Regions from separate parts of the Homo sapiens genome. Here all the other regions are linked to region 1. A link is a contact called in ENCODE Hi-C or POLR2A ChIA-PET data. All regions are on one chromosome and are shown on one strand. The core of a region is the stretch at or near the end of the contact, and the rest is flanking DNA. Distances in the headings are between cores, read along the strand shown. Region 1 overlaps CDH1 (cadherin 1). Region 2 overlaps SLC7A6 (solute carrier family 7 member 6). Region 3 overlaps TANGO6 (transport and golgi organization 6 homolog). Region 4 holds the start of SLC7A6 (solute carrier family 7 member 6). Region 5 overlaps UTP4 (UTP4 small subunit processome component). Region 6 overlaps SMPD3 (sphingomyelin phosphodiesterase 3).

Evidence for each region. A loop is a pair of places that touch in the nucleus more often than their neighbours do. ChIA-PET counts read pairs that join two places held with the same protein, here RNA polymerase II (POLR2A). Pooled maps may share reads with other maps.
Region 2: a map with no recorded cell type shows a loop between it and region 1 (10-fold over the local background). The contact joins two enhancer-like sites. A Hi-C loop is called at or near these places in 5 of 37 single-sample maps with no recorded cell type and 7 of 50 pooled maps.
Region 3: a loop to region 1 is called in a pooled map, with 2.7 times the contacts of the local background. The contact joins two enhancer-like sites. A Hi-C loop is called at or near these places in 1 of 168 maps with a recorded cell type or tissue (vagina) and 2 of 50 pooled maps. POLR2A ChIA-PET finds 5 or more read pairs at or near these places in 1 of 52 experiments (A673).
Region 4: a loop to region 1 is called in a pooled map, with 15 times the contacts of the local background. The contact joins the promoter of SLC7A6 here to the enhancer-like site in region 1. A Hi-C loop is called at or near these places in 6 of 50 pooled maps. POLR2A ChIA-PET finds 5 or more read pairs at or near these places in 4 of 52 experiments (Caco-2, GM12878, PC-9 and 1 more).
Region 5: a pooled map shows a loop between it and region 1 (23-fold over the local background). The contact joins two enhancer-like sites. A Hi-C loop is called at or near these places in 7 of 50 pooled maps. POLR2A ChIA-PET finds 5 or more read pairs at or near these places in 4 of 52 experiments (WTC11, activated CD4-positive, alpha-beta T cell and activated T-cell).
Region 6: a map with no recorded cell type shows a loop between it and region 1 (19-fold over the local background). The contact joins two enhancer-like sites. A Hi-C loop is called at or near these places in 7 of 37 single-sample maps with no recorded cell type and 5 of 50 pooled maps. POLR2A ChIA-PET finds 5 or more read pairs at or near these places in 1 of 52 experiments (GM12878).

Annotation. Positions count from the first base shown.
Region 1 is chr16:68,755,640-68,758,339 of GRCh38, forward strand. The region is part of intron 2 of CDH1 (cadherin 1); the gene reads left to right. Among named protein-coding and RNA genes, the nearest start is that of CDH1, 20 kb to the left of the region's middle. RefSeq lists enhancers at 888-1,032, 1,026-1,125, 1,617-1,761, 1,806-1,855 and cis regulatory regions at 960, 1,689. Within about 2 kb of position 1,257, at least 16 of the 41 ENCODE cell types and tissues checked have a DNase peak (open chromatin) inside an H3K27ac peak, as active enhancers do; they include GM12878 and PC-9, where a contact is called at or near this core.
Region 2 is chr16:68,286,825-68,289,524 of GRCh38, forward strand. It overlaps SLC7A6 (solute carrier family 7 member 6), which reads left to right. Exons shown (of 11, transcript NM_003983.6): 4 at 922-1,047. Among named protein-coding and RNA genes, the nearest start is that of SLC7A6OS, 23 kb to the right of the region's middle. RefSeq lists an enhancer at 2,619-2,700. Within about 2 kb of position 1,252, at least 22 of the 41 ENCODE cell types and tissues checked have a DNase peak (open chromatin) inside an H3K27ac peak, as active enhancers do.
Region 3 is chr16:69,056,545-69,059,244 of GRCh38, forward strand. All of the region lies in intron 17 of TANGO6 (transport and golgi organization 6 homolog), which reads left to right. Among named protein-coding and RNA genes, the nearest start is that of HAS3, 48 kb to the right of the region's middle. RefSeq lists an enhancer at 1,176-1,395. Within about 2 kb of position 1,333, at least 9 of the 41 ENCODE cell types and tissues checked have a DNase peak (open chromatin) inside an H3K27ac peak, as active enhancers do.
Region 4 is chr16:68,263,179-68,265,878 of GRCh38, forward strand. SLC7A6 (solute carrier family 7 member 6) reads left to right here and starts at 1,348. Exons shown (of 11, transcript NM_003983.6): 1 at 1,348-1,398. It overlaps LOC124903704 (a long non-coding RNA gene), which reads right to left and starts at 1,279. Exons shown (of 3, transcript XR_007065096.1): 1 at 1,190-1,279; 2 at 9-236. RefSeq lists a silencer at 1,234-1,513 and an enhancer at 1,886-2,700.
Region 5 is chr16:69,165,381-69,168,080 of GRCh38, forward strand. UTP4 (UTP4 small subunit processome component) reads left to right here. Exons shown (of 17, transcript NM_032830.3): 15 at 1-146; 16 at 1,695-1,805. Among named protein-coding and RNA genes, the nearest start is that of SNTB2, 20 kb to the right of the region's middle. Within about 2 kb of position 1,316, at least 7 of the 41 ENCODE cell types and tissues checked have a DNase peak (open chromatin) inside an H3K27ac peak, as active enhancers do.
Region 6 is chr16:68,368,298-68,370,997 of GRCh38, forward strand. SMPD3 (sphingomyelin phosphodiesterase 3) reads right to left here. Exons shown (of 9, transcript NM_018667.4): 3 at 2,562-2,700. Among named protein-coding and RNA genes, the nearest start is that of PRMT7, 59 kb to the left of the region's middle. RefSeq lists enhancers at 225-424, 1,389-1,578. Within about 2 kb of position 1,419, at least 2 of the 41 ENCODE cell types and tissues checked have a DNase peak (open chromatin) inside an H3K27ac peak, as active enhancers do.

The sequences.
Region 1 (2,700 bases), core at 7-2,506:
TTAGGAACATCTCCTTTAAAGGGTATCAGATTCAAACCAGGAAATAATGCTCATTCCAAGCCACTCCCCACCCCTCAGCATGTTGCCCAAGAGGAATATTGCTCCAGCAGAGTTTTCTAAATTTTTTTTTTTTTTTTTTTTGAGACAGAGTCTTGCTCTTGTTGCCCAGGCTAGAGTGCAGTGGCCTGATCTCGGCTCATTGCAACCTCTGCCTCCCGGGTTCAAGCGATTCTCCCACCTCAGCCTCCGGTGTAGCTGGGATTACAGGCATGTGCCACCACACCTGGCTACTTTTTGTATTTTTCGTAGAGACGGGGTTTCACCATGTTGGCCAGGCTGGTCTCCAACTCCTGACCTTAGGTGATAAGCCCTCCTCGGCCTCCCAAAGTGCTGGGATTACAGGCATGAATGAGCCACTGTGCCTAGCCGAGTTTTCTAAAGATTCTTCCTGCAGAGGGATGATATTTTCTAAACAGGCATCATTTAGGGCATATTTTTTTTTTTTTTTTGTGCATGTATACGAGTGTTCCTAGGACCTGGTACTTACTTTGGAATCTCACCTTCAGTACGAGGCTTCCTCCCCAACAAATTCTTCACCACAACTATGTGGGAGTGTTTGAAAAAGGGAACAAGATGACCAACTTGTTGGTGGGGAGAGTTGTGGCTTTCCTATTGGAAAACATCATCCCTTGAATAAGCAGTGAGGCAAACACCTGGGCACTTACTTTATGAACAGGTGGGGTGGGGCCCTGAGTCACCGACATTGAGAGGCCTCTCCTGGTAAGGTTTTTCAATATCAGGTTGAATCAGCGGTGACATCACCCTCTATAGTGACAGGTACTCTAGGTGCCGGCTCTTACTCATAAGTCCCAGGAGATACTAGCCCTAGATCTCGTCTCTGTTAGCTTCGTGCTAAAAGGTTTTGGAGAAATAACAGCTGCTTGGTGACGTTCATGTGGCTGGTTTCATTACCACCTAACTCCCAGGCTTGTAATCATGACTAAATTTTCTGGAGAAAATAGAATTTGTGGTTGTATTTCTTGTAACTTTTGCCTTCTTGTCTCAAGTCTGCATTTAAAAAGAGGCCGGGTGCGGTAGCTCATGCCTGTAATCCAGCACTTCGGGAGGCCAAAGTGGGAGGATTGCTTGAGCCCAGAAGTTGGAGACCAGATTGGGCAACAAAGGGAAACCCTGTCTCTACATACAAAAACAATTACCCAGGCATGGTGGCGTGTGCCTGTGATCCCAGCTTCATGGGAGGCTGAGGCAGGTAGATCCCTTGAGTCCAGGAGGTTAAGGCTGCAGTGAGCTGCGTTTTGCACCACTGCACTCCAGCTTGGGTGACAGAGCGAGACGCTCTCTCAAAAACAAAAAACAAAACAAAACAAAGCCCTCTTCTACTCCTTGAGGTTTTTGGATGTTTCAGAGCTGTATTTTGAGTCTCTGATTTTTGTTTTGTTTTGTTTTGAGACAGAGTCTTGCTCTGTCACCCAGGCTGGAGCGCAGTGTTGGAGTCTCAGCTCACTGCAACCTCCACCTCCCAGGTTCAAGCTATTCTCCTTCCTCAGCCTCCCGAGTAGCTGGGATTATAGGCCAGCGCCACCATGCCCGGCTAATTTTTGTATTTTTAGTAGAGACAGGGTTTCACCATGTTGGCCAGGCTGGTCCTGACCTCAAGTGATCCGCCCACCTTGGCCTCCCAAAGTGCTGGGATTACAGGTGTGAGCCATGGCAACCAGCTGAGTTTTTGATTTTGAAACTTCCTGTAAGTTGTACTTATTTTTCTTTGGGCTTTGTAATTTGGTTATGATTTTTCATTCTTCTTTCTGCTAATCCTCTCACTTCCACCATGGGAGTGTTTAAATACCTGGGAAGCTGTTGAACCTAGGAAACCACATTTTACTTGCCAGATGTGAGGTTTCATTTCTGGTTTTGACAGAGATTTGACTCTTCAGCATTTATTTCTCTTTTAGCCTATGAGCTTCTCTTAGAGAAGATGAACTGGGAGGGTGGAATGCAGCAGGATTGCCTGGATTCCAATCCCAACTGGACCCTTACTTTTCCTGTGATTTTGGGCAAGTTTCTTTCTCTTTCTTTCTTTCTCTCTCTCTTTTTCTTTCTCTCTCTCTCCTTCCTTCCTTCCTTCCTTCCTTTCTTTCTTTCTTTTTTTTGAGACAGGGCCTTTTTCTGTCACCCAGGCTGGAGTGGAGTGGTACAATTTTGGCTCACTGCAACCTCTGCCTCCTGGGCTCAAGTCATCCCCATCCTCCCACCTCAGCCTCCCAAGTAGCTGGGACTACAGGTGCATGCCACCACTCCAGGCTAATCTTTTTTTTTTTTTTTTTTGTATTTTTTGTAGAGACGAGGTTTTGCCATGTTGCCCAGGCTGGTTTTGAACTCCTGAGCTCAAGCCATCTGCCCGCCTCAGCCTCCCAAAGTGCTGGGATTACGGATGTGAGTTGCTGCACTGGCCTGCAAGTTTCTTTCTTTTTTTTCAAATTTTTTTGTGTCCCTCCCCTCTATCCCAACCCCACCCCATTTTGCCTAGGGTAGGCTTCTTTTTATTTCTTTTTTTTTTTTTTTTTTTTTTTTTTTGAGAGAGAGAGAGAGAGAGAGACCCAAATGGGAATTCCCTAGGGCCAGTTTCTTAATCTTTCTGTGCCTCAGTCCCCTCACCTGTACAAAGGGGATAAACATAGC
Region 2 (2,700 bases), core at 2-2,501, 470 kb before region 1:
GATCAGTGGGCTTGGGAATGTGAACTTAGAAATGGTAGTTAGCTTCTCTCACCTCAGTTTCCTCATCCATAAAATGGGAATAGGAATATCTGTATTTTGGAGTCGTGAGAATTGATGGAGAGGTGTATGTGAAATTGTCAGGCATATAACAGACTTTTCTTTTTCTCCTTTTTTTTTTTTTTTTGAGACGAGGTCTTACTCTGTCATCAGGCTGGAGTGCACGGCTCACTGCTGCCTCAACCTCCTAGGCTCAAGCGACCCTCCCTCCTCAGCCTCCTGAGTAGCTGGGACTACAGGTGTGCACCACCACGCCCAGCTAATTTTTGTATTTTTTGTAGGGACAGGGTTTCTCCATGTTGCCCAGGCTGGTCTCTAACTCCTGGGCTCACATGATCCATCTGCCTCAGTTTCCCAAAGTGCTGGGATTACAGGTGTGAGCCACTGCACCTGGCCTCATTTTTACACTTAATGCAAAACACTGTCTCTCTAATTTCTTAGGTAACCTGCCATCTGCATTCAAATTTACCTCACTTACTGATGAGTTTCTTTTGGCCATGAAGAGGTCTTGTGTCTCCTGTGGTTTGGAACCTTGGGAGTCTGGGTGGGAAAGAGTAGGTGAAATCACCCATCCCTGGGCCTGGGGGGAATTCCCAGAAATGGTGCTAGCCATCAGGATGTATAAGTATGTGTTCACGCATGCCTTCATATCCTTGAGCACCAGTAGTGATGGAAGTGCCTGTGTGCTGTCAGCTGGGGCGGGTGCAGGGTGTCCCCTCGCTTGCCAGTTCGCCTTGTTCTGACTGGTCCATTGGCCCCTTTGCCTTAGGCAGGAAGGGCAGAAAGAGTGCTCTCTGTAAAGAGGGGTTGGGCCCCTGTGCCCTCAACTCAAGCCTGCCAGTGACTTTGTGGTTTTCCTCCTAGGTCTGCTGACATTTGTGAACTGTGCCTATGTCAAGTGGGGCACACGTGTGCAGGACACGTTCACTTACGCCAAGGTCGTAGCGCTCATTGCCATCATTGTCATGGGCCTTGTTAAACTGTGCCAGGGTAAGTGGTGGGAAGGGGGGTACCACCAACAGTTCCTCTGGATTCCCTGAGGAGAACATGGCGACTCTGTTAGCTTCACTGCTCGGCTGTTTCTATGTACATGCTAGCATGTGTCAGTGAGTGCAAGAGATGGGAGTAGATTTCTTTCTGGGCTTTTTGGGCCAGGCTGGCTTGGCCAAGTGGACATGAGTCAGCCTGTCCCTCAGGGCTGGTTTCCTTTGGTGGAGGCTGGGAGCATTGCAGGAAGCCAGCCAAGGGCCTAGGAGCTCCTGAAGCTTGGGTCATGATTGGGTCATAAAAGTAATCTGTGGGGATAGAGTGGCTCCTGTTTGTGGTCTGTGACTGCCAAGCTACAAGTAGGAAGACTGGGCCCTCCTTGAGACAGGTGGCAGGGTATATGGAGCTGGAAGTGGGGTATGGAAATGGGTGGTTATTTTGCAGCCTTTACTTTTCATCTGGACTTGTATTCAGCAATCCCTCCCCAAGTCAGCTCTCAGAAAAATATTAAAATATTGTGAAATTGGCAGTGTCTTTCCTAAATGTTGGCTTTAGAAAGCTTTTCATTCCTGGATCAGAGAGGACTGGCAGTGAGGGTAACAGGCCTACCAAGATCTCATGAGCCCTAGAGAGGTCTTGAGGTGTCTTTAGCCACAGATATCTCAATCATTTCACAGCCCAGTTCTCTAGGTCATCAGTCCCTAAATGTGGCTGTGTACAGTCACCCGGGGAGCTGAGACCCTAATCTCAAATCTGTTGGATCACATTCTGGTTGGTGTGGAGTCTAAAAAGCTGTGCTTTTAAGAATTGCCCTTGGCCCGGCACGGTGGCTCACGCCTGTAATCCTAACACTTTGGGAGGCTGAGGTGGGCGAATCAGCAGGTCAGGAATTCGAGACCAGCCTGACCAACATAGAGAAACCCTGTCTCTACTAAAAATACAAAAATTGGCTGGGCATGGTGGTGCGCGCCTGTAATCCCAGCTACTTAGGAGGCTGAGGCAGGAGAATGGCTTGAAAACAGGAGGCGGAAGTTGCAGTAAGCCGAGATTGTGCCACTGCCCTCCATCCAGCCTAGGTGACAGAGCAAGATTCCATCTCAAAAAAAAAAAAAAAAAAAGAATTGCCCTTGTTGGGCTGGGCGCGGTGGCTCATGCCTGTAATCTCAGCACTCTGGGAGGCCGGGAGGCTGAGGCAGATGGATCACCTGAGGTCAGGAGTTTGAGACCAGCCTGGCCAACATGGAGAAACCCTGTCTCTACTAAAAATACAAAAAATTAGCCGGGGGTGGTGGTGGGTGCCTCTAATCCCAGCTACTCGGGAGGCTGAGGCAGGAGAATCGCCTTAAACTGGGAGGCAGAGGTTGCAGTGAGCCAAGATCTTGCCATTGCACTCCAGCCTGGGCAACAAGAACGAAACTCTGTCTCAAAAAACAGAAAAAGAAAAAGAAAAAAAGAATTGCCCTTGTTGATTCTTAGACTGCTGGTCTAGCCTGTGTACTTATATCAAGTTAGTAGAGCTAGCCATGTGGATGTCCCTGGAGGCTCAGGAGCATCCTGGGGTCAAATTGGGTTTTGAGTAATCCTCCCCTGAAGATCTGTTCCTTAGGGAACCACTGCTGTGTATGAGAATGGACACCCCTGAGGACAGGGGTCTCT
Region 3 (2,700 bases), core at 83-2,582, 300 kb after region 1:
AGCCTATTAAGAAGTCTGCGAAGTCCTGCAGCAAAAAAAAAAAAACCCACAATTTCCTAAATTCATTTACCAAGAACCCTTTTTTCATCATAAGCAGGCCAAGTTCCTTGAAAGATACTTTGGGAAATAATGCAACCGTCTTATTTTATGAATTAGGTAACTAAAGCTCATGAAGAGACAATAGTTTATAATTTTCCAAAGTTAATGCCAGGAAGAATTAGCACTCATTAGCAATGCAAGTTACCAGTTACAGTAACCCCGAGTATCTGGGGTTACAGGCGCCTGCCACCACGCCCAACTAATTTTTTTGTATTTTTTGTAGAGACGGGGTTTCACCGTGTTAGCCAGGATGGTCTCGATCTCCTGACCTCTTGATCCGCCTGCCCAGGCCTCCCAAAGTGCTGGGATTACAGGCATGAGCCACCAAGCCCAGCCTTGAATGGCCTGATTTTCTTTTTTTTTTTTTTTTTTTTTTTTTTTTTGAGATGGAGTCTTGCTCTGTTGCCCAGGCTGGAGTGCAGAGGCATGATCTGGCTCACTGCAAGCTCATGGGTTCACGTCCCAGGTTCACGTCATTCTCCTGCCTCAGCCTCCCGATTAGCTGGAACTACAAGTTCCCGTGAATGGCCTGATTTTCAAAAATGGTAAATTGCTCTTTGTAAAATCCCAAAGAAATAAAAATACTCTCTCAGTTTATATGGTAGTTGTGTTTCTGAAAAATAGAGTATAAATTAAAACTACACAAAACACTTTTATTTAGGCATTTACTACATGACAGCACTTATATCTGTGTGCTTTACATTAATTAATTCACCAGATCCTTATAGTAACCCCATTTCAGTATGATTACTATCACTCTTTTTTCTTTTATTTACGGCCAGCTTCCTAAGCCAAATAGGCTCACAGAATTCTGCTATCCCTATTTTAAACATGAGGAGACTAAGACGAAGAAGCTAAGTAACTTGTTCAACAACTATTAAATGGCAGGCCAATAGATGAACCCAGGCAGTGCAGCTCCAGAGCTCACACACCATTTTCTATGTCCCTGTCACCTGAAGAACTCCAATTCTGAGTCACCTGGGCATTCCCTACACAGATCATGGCCAACAGAAGGCTGCTTCCAATCCCAGAAACCATGAAATCCAAAAGGAAAAGAGGCCAGACCACATCCCTTTGGCGTATTTACTGCTAGCCCAGGAGAATGATGAGACAGTGATGGGAAAGTGTTCAGGCACCCGGGTTTCCTGACCTCCCGGGACCTGCCAACAGGAGCTCTGTAAGAGAGCAAAAGCAGGAAACAACCTTGGCTTCTTTCTTTACCCTTCCTCATGCTCCCCTACCTCTTGCCAAAAGCACAGTCCAACCACAGACTACGCGATTCAGCAACTTCCCACAATGTACACAGAACTGAAAAAAGCATGGGGTAGAGAAAAACTGAAAGAGACCAGACACCTTCAGGGCTGCCAAGCTGGGGAGTCAGTCCTGGGACTTTTCCTCCTTGTCTACAACCTGATTCGGGGATTATTTCTTCCCAGAGAGTGATTATTCTGATAATCAGATGGGCCTACAGGTTGCAAAACCCATTTATCTTTGCTCCATCCTCTGAAAGGGAGGAGTTCTGACTAAGTGTACCCTCCTTGGGGTGACGCGAAATGACAGCCTGGATTGATGCTCTGGGGTTTGTTCCAGCTCATTGCTCATCACCCCATGGATTGTTTGCTCATAGCAAATCTGCGCCAAATAAATTCCATGTCCTCCAAGGTTTGATACTTAATAGTAATATAACTAATCCTGTTTAAGGGTTTATTGTATGCCAGGCAGAGTGCTAAATTCTTTACATTATTATCTCACTGAGTCCCCCTAACAACCTTGTGAGAGACATATGCTTATTAACTCTATTTACAGATAAGAAAATTCAGGTCCAGAAGGTTTACATTCGGATGCCACACAGCCAGTAAGCAGGAGAACTGAATGCAAACCCAGGCTATCTTATTGCCAGCTTGGCTGTTCTGAAGGAACTAATTAGAACTGGCTTGAGATCATACTTGAGGAAGAGGTGAAGTATTACAAGTGTATTAGGACAAACCTGGGTTCCTGAGACTTCTGCTTCCTTAACCATTGGACTTTTCTCTTTTTTTTGAGACGGAGTCTCGCTCTGTCACCCAGGCTGGAGTGCAGTGGCGCAATCTCGGCTCACTGCAAGCTCTGCTTCCCGTGTTCACACCATTCTCCTGCCTTAGCCTCTCGAGTAGCTGGGACTACAGGCGCCCGCCACCACACCTGGCTAATTTTTTTGTATTTTTAGTAGAGATAGGGTTTCACCGTGTTAGCCAGAATGGTCTTTAACCACTGGACTTTTCTACTCTTTTTTTTTTTTTTTGAGACATAGTTTTGCTCTTGTCACCCAGGCTGGAATACAATGCTGCGATCTCGGCTCACTGCAACCTCTGCCTCCCAGGTCTAAGTGATTCTCCTTCCTCAGCCTCCTAAGTAGCTGGGATTACAGGCACCCATTACCATGCCCAGCTAATTTCTTTTTTTTTTTTTTGAGACGGAGTCTTGCTCTGTTGCCCAGGCTGGAGTGCATTGGCGCTATCATGGCTCACTACAACCTCTGCCTCCCGGGTTCAAGCAATTATCCCACCTCAGCCTCCCAATTATCTGGGAAGTGTACGCCACCACGCCTGGCTAATTTTTTGT
Region 4 (2,700 bases), core at 98-2,597, 490 kb before region 1:
CGGCATACCTTATATGAAGCTGTGGCAGGGACACGTGGGCTGGGTGCTGACACAAGTGTCCAGAGCTGTCCTTCTGCTCAGCCAGGGAGGCCGGAGGAACTGATCTGGGAGGCAAAGGGTGCAACTCGATTGATCCAAATATATACGTCCACTCACTGACACTTAGGGGAGGGGTTCCAAGCAGAGGGCAGGAGGGCAGCACCAGCGAGGATTCCTCAAGTATTGTCATCCCAGGCCTGCAGAGAGGAGAATGGAAGGGTTTTAGGCAGGGGAGATACAAAGTCATCGCAATCTGTATTCTAGGAGCATCCCCTACTCTGTGGAGATGGGGTAAGGGGAGCAGGATAGGGATTGAGAAGCCGTTGTGGCTGGGGAGAAGAAAACGAGGTATAGGCCGTGGGAGGAGTGGGGAGGAAGGGTCTGAGGTGCTACCCATCTCTGGCTGGGTCCCTGTCACTGGGTGGCAGGGAGCAGGGTCTTGGGTATGGTCTGGAACCAGAGGACGTGTACTTGTGGTCATAAGGCTGGGGGAAAAGATTCCAGGGCCCTGGAGAAAGTCAGTGCTTGAGGTGTGGACAGGAAATTTCGGAGGAGGGCTCAGGCGCCCATGAGGTCAGGAGGCTCTAGACAGAGAGCCCCAGAGCCACCAGAGGAAAAGGAACTCGAGAGAAAGATGGAGGAGCAAACAGAGGGAGGGGAAGGGGGCAGGAGGTGCAGCTCCCCCAAGAGGGGGGGCAGGAGGTGCAGCTCCCCCAAGAGGGGTGGCAGCCCTCTTGGGAAGATGAGGACAGAGCCCCAGGGAGGCCTGGGGTTGGCAAAGGGAGCCTGCAGTTTCTTTGTGGGTGCGGGGGCCTCAAGGGCTACGAGTCTGAGCTGTGCGTGTGTTTGGACAAGTCCCCAGAGTGTGTGTCTTCCTGGGGTTCCTAGACTGCGAGTGGCAGTGGCCCGGCGGCGGAGGCCGTTTGGATCCCTGTGTGAGCTGTAGGGGGCGCCCTGGGCGTCGGGCCCAGGTCAAGTGCGAGATAGGAACGGGGTGCGGGGGCCGATGAGAGCTCCCCGCGGGAATGTCCGCTGTGGACGCCCTCGGAGGCCCCATCTAACTCCAGGGCGGCGAGCGTGGCCGGGCCCAGTTCACGGGCTGCTCGAGCCCTGACGAGGCAGCTGGGGGCTGTCTGGCGTCCACGCTCACGTTCTGGGCCGGCGGACCCCGTACCGGCCAGGCCGTGGCGGCCACGGGGGCCCGGAAGCGCCGCCGCCAGCTGGCCCCGCACGGAACTGTGTCCCGACGCGGCGCGCGCTGTCGCGATCCGGCGGCGGGTGACGTGGCGGGGCGGGGCCTGAGCTGCCGCGGCGGCGGCGGCGCGACCGAGCATCCTGGCGGCGCCGGGCCACTGGGAGGTAACGGGCTGGGCCATGGGCGGGCGCGCCGGGAGCGGGGCCGGGGCTGGGCCGCGTTCTGTGGGAGCCGAACCCTGTGGGTCTTCGCTGCCGCCGTCGGGAGCGGGATGCGGCCCAGAAACAGCGCGGGGCTGGCCGATCGGGGCCGCGCGAGAGGCGCTGCGGGTGAGGGGGGGCGCCACGAGGAGAGAGGGACCTCGAGCGTGAGGGCCGAGTGTGGGAGAAACGCTGTATGGGTGCGAGCCCCGGAGGCTGATGGTGACCGCGAGGGAGCCAGTCTTGGGGTGTGCTGGCGACGCGGCGAGTGTGAGGGAGACCGGGGGTGTGTGTGGAGAGGGAAACCCCAGGTGCGAGGGTGACCGGGACGCTGAGTGCGCGGGCCGCGCCGCGAGCGTGAGACTGTGCGACGGTGACCCTGAGTGGGGCTGTGACTGCGCCTCCGACTGCAGGACGGAGAACCTGTGCTGTGTGGCGGCCGCGGTGGGGCAAAGAAAGACGCGGGCTCAGGACCTCAGGAGCCAGGCTTCCTGGGGCTGTCGCAAGAATGACGATTATCATTTTAAAATCAGTCCTTTTACTTTAGAGAATGCCGCAAGGTTTTGTGGCGTGCTGGAGCCTGGAGCGTTGGGCTGCTGGCGCTGGGGAACCCGCGTGCCCCTGGTGATTATGGCTCTTTTGAGCGTCCCTATAGCCTGTCATCTTGTGTGACTATCTCTCCTGAATGTGGGGAGATAGACGTGAAACATTCTGAAAATTCTTTGCTGGGCTCTAAGCAAACATGTTGTGTAATGGTCAGTATAAATAGGAATCAGGGTGTCGGCGAACACGTTTTTGAGTACCTCTTGTATGCCCTGGGCTTGGTGACACAGTTAAAAAGAATTCAGTCTCTGCCCTTGATAGGGGAAAAAGCCAGGGCAGCTCATCTCGCAGGGCGGCTGTTCAGTGCCCAGCCATCCGGGGCTTGTCTCTCAGAACTGCTCCCAGATTTCAGATCTGGGAGGAGCAGACTTGAAAGGCTGTGAGTACTTCCTTATATCAGTTCCACCTCTTTTTGGTGGCGGTGAGGCCTTTTGGGGACCTGCCCAGGCTGCCTGCATTACTCAGGTCCCATGTGTGCTGCGCAGACGGCTTTTGCTTCCCAACTTTGATCTCAGATCGTTATTCAAGTCGTTACACTGGAGTTTATTTTCCTGGCAAGTGTGTGGAAAACCACCAGCCTGATTTTCTCCTCTCTTCCTCTCCTTGTCCTCCTTCCCTATTTGGCCGTGGATGTATTTTTATTGCATATACCGGTTTTATGAT
Region 5 (2,700 bases), core at 66-2,565, 410 kb after region 1:
GGAGCCGGACTGTCCAGAAGCAGGGCTTTCACCACCTTTGGCTCCAAAGGGATACTCCTATCACACACATCAGTTTTCATCCCAAGAGACCGATGCACATCCTTCTCCATGATGCCTACATGTTCTGCATCATTGACAAGTCATTGGTGAGTTCTTCACTGCTACCTCCCAAATCTTCTTCTGAATCTTAAAGTTCTAAAAGCAACAAGTACAATAAGGTAAGAGGACAGAGACTCAGAATAAAGGTAGCTAGTAAATCAGAATACAGGTAGCTAGTACATTTCTTGGAGGAGAGGGGCTTTTGTTTTACAGATTCCCTGGTTTGTGTTCCCACAGTTCTTCGGGAGGCTCTCGGGGAAGGGGCTGGCCTTTGTATACTGGCTTTTGCTGATTTGACTATTTGTCTACTTTGCGAGTAAGCACATAAATCTTACACAGAAAAGTGATTAGGCCAGTATTCGGAAGGTGACCCTCATCCGGAAGTATCATTGATTTGGCTAACTTGCTTTCAACTTTGAACTCTGGGGTATCTGAATAACCTGGTTTCATTAAAGGAGGTACAGGCTGAGGTTTTGACCTCTGTGCCCCTTCGCTAAAGCTACTAAAACGCTGTCTGCAGGCTTGAGGAACTGGTCTTAACATCTTCGAAAAACCCAGCTAGGAAAATTCTTCATGGCTGTGATTTACATGGGATACGAGCATTTTCTTCAGTTTTAGATTCTGTCCTCTTTGCCAGCTGCTGTTTTGATTCACCCTGAATTTGTATGGCTTTTCTGGGCAGGTGCTTTGTTTCCTAGGAGCATTGTGGCCATGCCTGTCCTGCACTTTGGGCTTAGATTACAACCATCACACGGTGTTTTGGTGTGTTTGTGAAGGTGGGGGTGGAAGGAACATGGGGGAAAGCAGCAGATGGCTCTAAAGGAGGTGTGCACGGGGATGTGTCACTGGAATCATCTCGTGGGCCCTGCGACCTCTGGGTGTGGGAAGCAGAGCTGGCTGACAAGTGCCTTCTGCAAGATGAGTGATACAGGAAGGGCCCCTCCCACTCTCTTGCCTCTTTGTAATTGAGCCCAGATCATTTTTTCCAAAGCATTGGCTTTAAGTTCATCGCTTCCTTACAGTAGGCATAGCTATTTCCCAGGAAGTCAGAGACAAAATATCATTTCTTTGGCCAGAGGCCACCTCGAGGTGTCAGTGACATCAGCACAGGTGGTTTGTGTTGAGGTTTCGCCTGGGGAGAACTCCAGTCACTTGTCCAGTCTGTGATCTGGTTGGGGGAGAGTCTAGAAAGCACAGACCCTGTGTGGGCTGAGCTCCTGCACTTGCCAGTTTGTTCCATTCTGACAAAGTGATACTGATGAGACAGGCCAGAAGCCGCAGAAGGGCCCTTTGATCTTGCTGCATGGAGTTAACAAGCTCTCTTTGCCTCATACACCCACCCTCTACAGTGTGGCTGCAAGAGTAGCTTCAGCTCTTTCTCCCTCTCTCTCCTTTTCTTCTTTTTTTCCCCCCTAGTTTTTCTGAATAGAGGTATTATGGCTACAGCTGTTTTCCCGAATTAACGAATGTCAGGGAGGTACTGAATATATATGATGGTTAGAAGATGATGTTGGGCTCAAAATGCACTACAGATCTTTGGTCTGCAGAAGCCCAATAAAAGTAACCATTTAAACAATGTGTCTTTGTTTTTTTAGCCCCTTCCAAATGACAAAACCTTACTCTACAATCCATTTCCTCCCACGAATGAATCAGATGTCATCCGGAGGCGCACAGCTCATGCTTTTAAAATTTCTAAGATATATAAGGTAAAACATCTTGTGTTGTTATTCTGGATAGTTGGTTCCTTTGTGATACCAAAATGTAATAAACTCCACAATCGGAAGATAAGAGCACCTTCAGTTTCCATGCAGAGAACCTGGCTTGTGGGAGACAAGTCACCTTTTTGAGGCTGGCTGTCCCTTGTATATGTTTTATTGTTCTTGCCTTAGTAGGTTAGAGGCAGGCACATCATACTTAACCAAAATGAAATGCGTAAGTAGTGAGAAATGTTGGCGCTGAGGGTAGAGTCTTTGTTGTCATGAGAGCTGGCTTTAAATTTTACTTGTTGGAGTGTTCCATAGGATAAATGTCAAGCAGGCTGGGCTTGGTAGCTCATACCTGTAATCCCAGCACTTTGGGAGGCCAAGGCAGGTGGATCTCCTCAGCCCAGGAATTCAAAACCAGCCTGGGCACCATGGTGAAACCCCATCACTATTAACAAAAAAAAAAAAAGGAGAGTTCTGTAAATTACTGATTACTCAAATGACTCAAATGTGATTAGCTTCTTGATGCATTTGTAGCTTGCCAGTTGTCAGTTGCCTTAGGCTGGGTATGGTGATTCACGCCTGTAATCTCAGTACTTTAGGAGGTTGAGGCTGGAGTTCAAGACCAGTCTGGGCAACATAGTGAGACCCTGTCTCTACAAAAAAAAAAAAAATATAAAAATTAGCTAGGTGTGGTGGAGCATGCCTGTAGTCCCAGCTGCTCAAGAGGCTGAGATGGGAGGATAGCTTGTGCTCAGGAGTTCAAGGCTGCGGTGAGTATGATTGCACCACTGCACTCCAGGCTGGGTAACATCGAGATTCTGTCTGAGAAAAAAAAGAACTTAGGCTTTAAAGTCCTTGCTTAACATTGATTCTTGAGATATAAGAAGCATAGATT
Region 6 (2,700 bases), core at 169-2,668, 390 kb before region 1:
GGGGTTGTGGCTGGGGCAGAGCTGGAGCTAAGGGTGGCGGGGGCAGGGGGGCGGGAGGTGGTACAAGGTGACGTTCAGACTTCCTGAGGCAGTGGAGGGCATAAGAGGAGTCACACCTGGCCTCAGACGAGGAGGGTGGCTGAAACCACAGCAGGGCTGATGCAGAGGAGGGGGCCTGGGCCAAGGGAGCTGGAGATGTGGGGTGCACCCAGGGCCATCTGGAAAGTGAGCTAGGGGCCTGGAATGGATGGGTCGGGCACAGGACAGAGCAGCCAAGGTGGTCCTTCTGGCTTCAGGATGGCAGAACACAGAAGAGGAGCAGCCCGGGGCAGAGGCTGAGTCTGGTTTGCGAGTGAATGGGGATGTGTCCTGGAGGCAGCCAGATGTAGGGCTGGGGGGAGAGGTCTGGGCCAGGACAAAGCAGAGGGGCCTCAGAAAGGGCAGAAATGGAAGCTGCAGAGTCTCACTCCCAGGCAGGTGTCATGATGGTTGCTGGGAAACCCCACTGCGGGGCAGCCAACCACGGCTCCAGCTCACTGCAGCCGCGTGGGGTACGGAATGTGGCAGGCCTGGGGCTGCTGAGAGAACCTGCAAACCGGGTTTTCTGTGAAATATCTTGATTTTAACATATTGGTCAAGGCTGGGTATGGTGGCTCACGCCTGTAATTCCAGCACTTTGGGAGGCCGAGGTGGGCAGATCACCTGAGGTCGGGAGTTTGAGATCACCCTGACCAACACGGTGAAACTCCGTCTCTACTAAAAATAAAAAATTAGCCAGGCGTGGTGGTGCATGTCTGTAATCCCAGCTACTTGGGAGGCCATGGCAGGAGAATTGCTTGAACCCGGGAGGCAGAGGTTGTGGTGAGCCGAGATCGTGCCACTGCACTCCAGCCTGGACAACAAGAGTGAAACTCCGTCTCAAAAAAAAAAAAAAAAAATTGGTCAATACAAAAAATTTTTGAATGTCATAGATCAGGTTACAGTTTGAGACCCAGGAGGTAGAGGAAGATGAAAAGAACTTTCAGGACAGAACCTGGGAGGAGGGGCTGTCCCAGGCAGACACTGTTGAGCTCAGTGGGAACAGTGAGGGTGCCCCACAGAGGAGGGAGGTGGGGACAGGATGTGTGGATTGATCTGTGCAGAAGTGGGCTGGGGTAGGGGGCGGGGGAGGGCCCGGCCTCTGAGCCACCTGTAGTAGGGTGGGAGTGAGGGGTGGGAGTAAGGGGCACATCCTCCCACCCTGGACCTGGCAACACATCCCCTTCCTCCCCAGAAAGTCACTCTAGCTGTCGAGACAAAAATATATCCAGGGAACAGAACACCAACGGACCATATGCCAAAATGGGAAGGTTGGATCTATCTGTCAGGAGTTGCTTCAATTTCAGCATCCCTTGCTGTGAATGAAGAGCAGAGGACCCAAACTCTGGGCCTGGCAGAGCCACACAAGAGCCATGGACGAACCAGAAGTGGGGGCCAGGGCCCTTGCTGCCTGCCCTGGCTCCCATAGGGCTTGAAGACAAGCTCTGCCACTCATGGCAGGCGCCAGGTTGCGCACCAGTGTTTCCCTGGGCAGGCGGAGTGTGGTTGCTTCTGAAGGCGAACTGGGAAGTGAGGAAACCTGCCCTAGGCAGGCCTCTGAACCGCAGCCCTCCCTGCAAAGCCACCACTTTTTCATGTCTCACCCTAAAGGGACAGAACCCACATCTGAAACAGCTGCTGCCTCTCAGGGCAGAAAGCCCTGTGCTGCATCCACTGGCCAAATGACACTTCAGAAAACCGTGGAAGCACCATGAGCGGCTTTTGGATAGAGAACAAAAGTCGACACTCTGAGCATCTCAGGCGCAGTAGAAGATAATGTGTAATGACCAAATTACCACAGCCTAAAAACTCCTCCAATCGAATCCAAATTAGCAGAAATAATTATGATTCACTTTAATTAGTGACTATGGAAGCGAAACCATGGCTGGTGGGCAGACAGCCTGGCAGGGCAGCTGCACGACAGCCAGGAGGGAGGGGTGTCCAGGCCAGGGAAGCTAGTGGCCTCAGTGAGCCAGGCGGTGTCACGGCCTGGAGACCTGAGGGTCCCGTCTGCTTGCCTGATGCGCTTGGTCTGGGCTGGTCTCTCTGCCTCGTTATGAACCGACAGGGCCCCTACCTCCTGTTCTTCCTCACTTTATCACTGCCACCATCTCCACGGCTACCACCGCCACTCTTGCGCCAGCTCGGAACCCTTCCCAGGCCTTACTGCTCTGTTCCACTCCCACCCTCTCTCCACTTTACAGTTGGGGAAATGGTGGCTCAGAGATCTGAGGAACGGGCCCAGATCACCCAGATGGGTCTGTCTGAGCCCAGAGCCTCGGTGCTCATCCCTGCATTGGTCTTGACCCTGTCCCCGAGCCAGGGCCCTGCTGTTTGGCTCCAGGAAAGACCGCGTCTGCCTCCCACTCCAACCTCCCACTCCAGCCCCCATGACGATGAGGACTCCCCGCTGCAGCCCCCCTGCCTACATGGCTCTAGGACCAGCTGGCACGTGGTCCTCAGGCTGGGCCGAGGTCTCCTACCTTGAGAAACAGAGCTCCCTTAGAGGCCAGGGCATCGTCGTTACACTTGTTGGGGTAACAGTGATAGGCCACGTCCATGATGGGGTAGCGGCTGGCAAAGAGGAGGCCGCTGTTGAGACACTTGAAGCTGCAGCAGCCC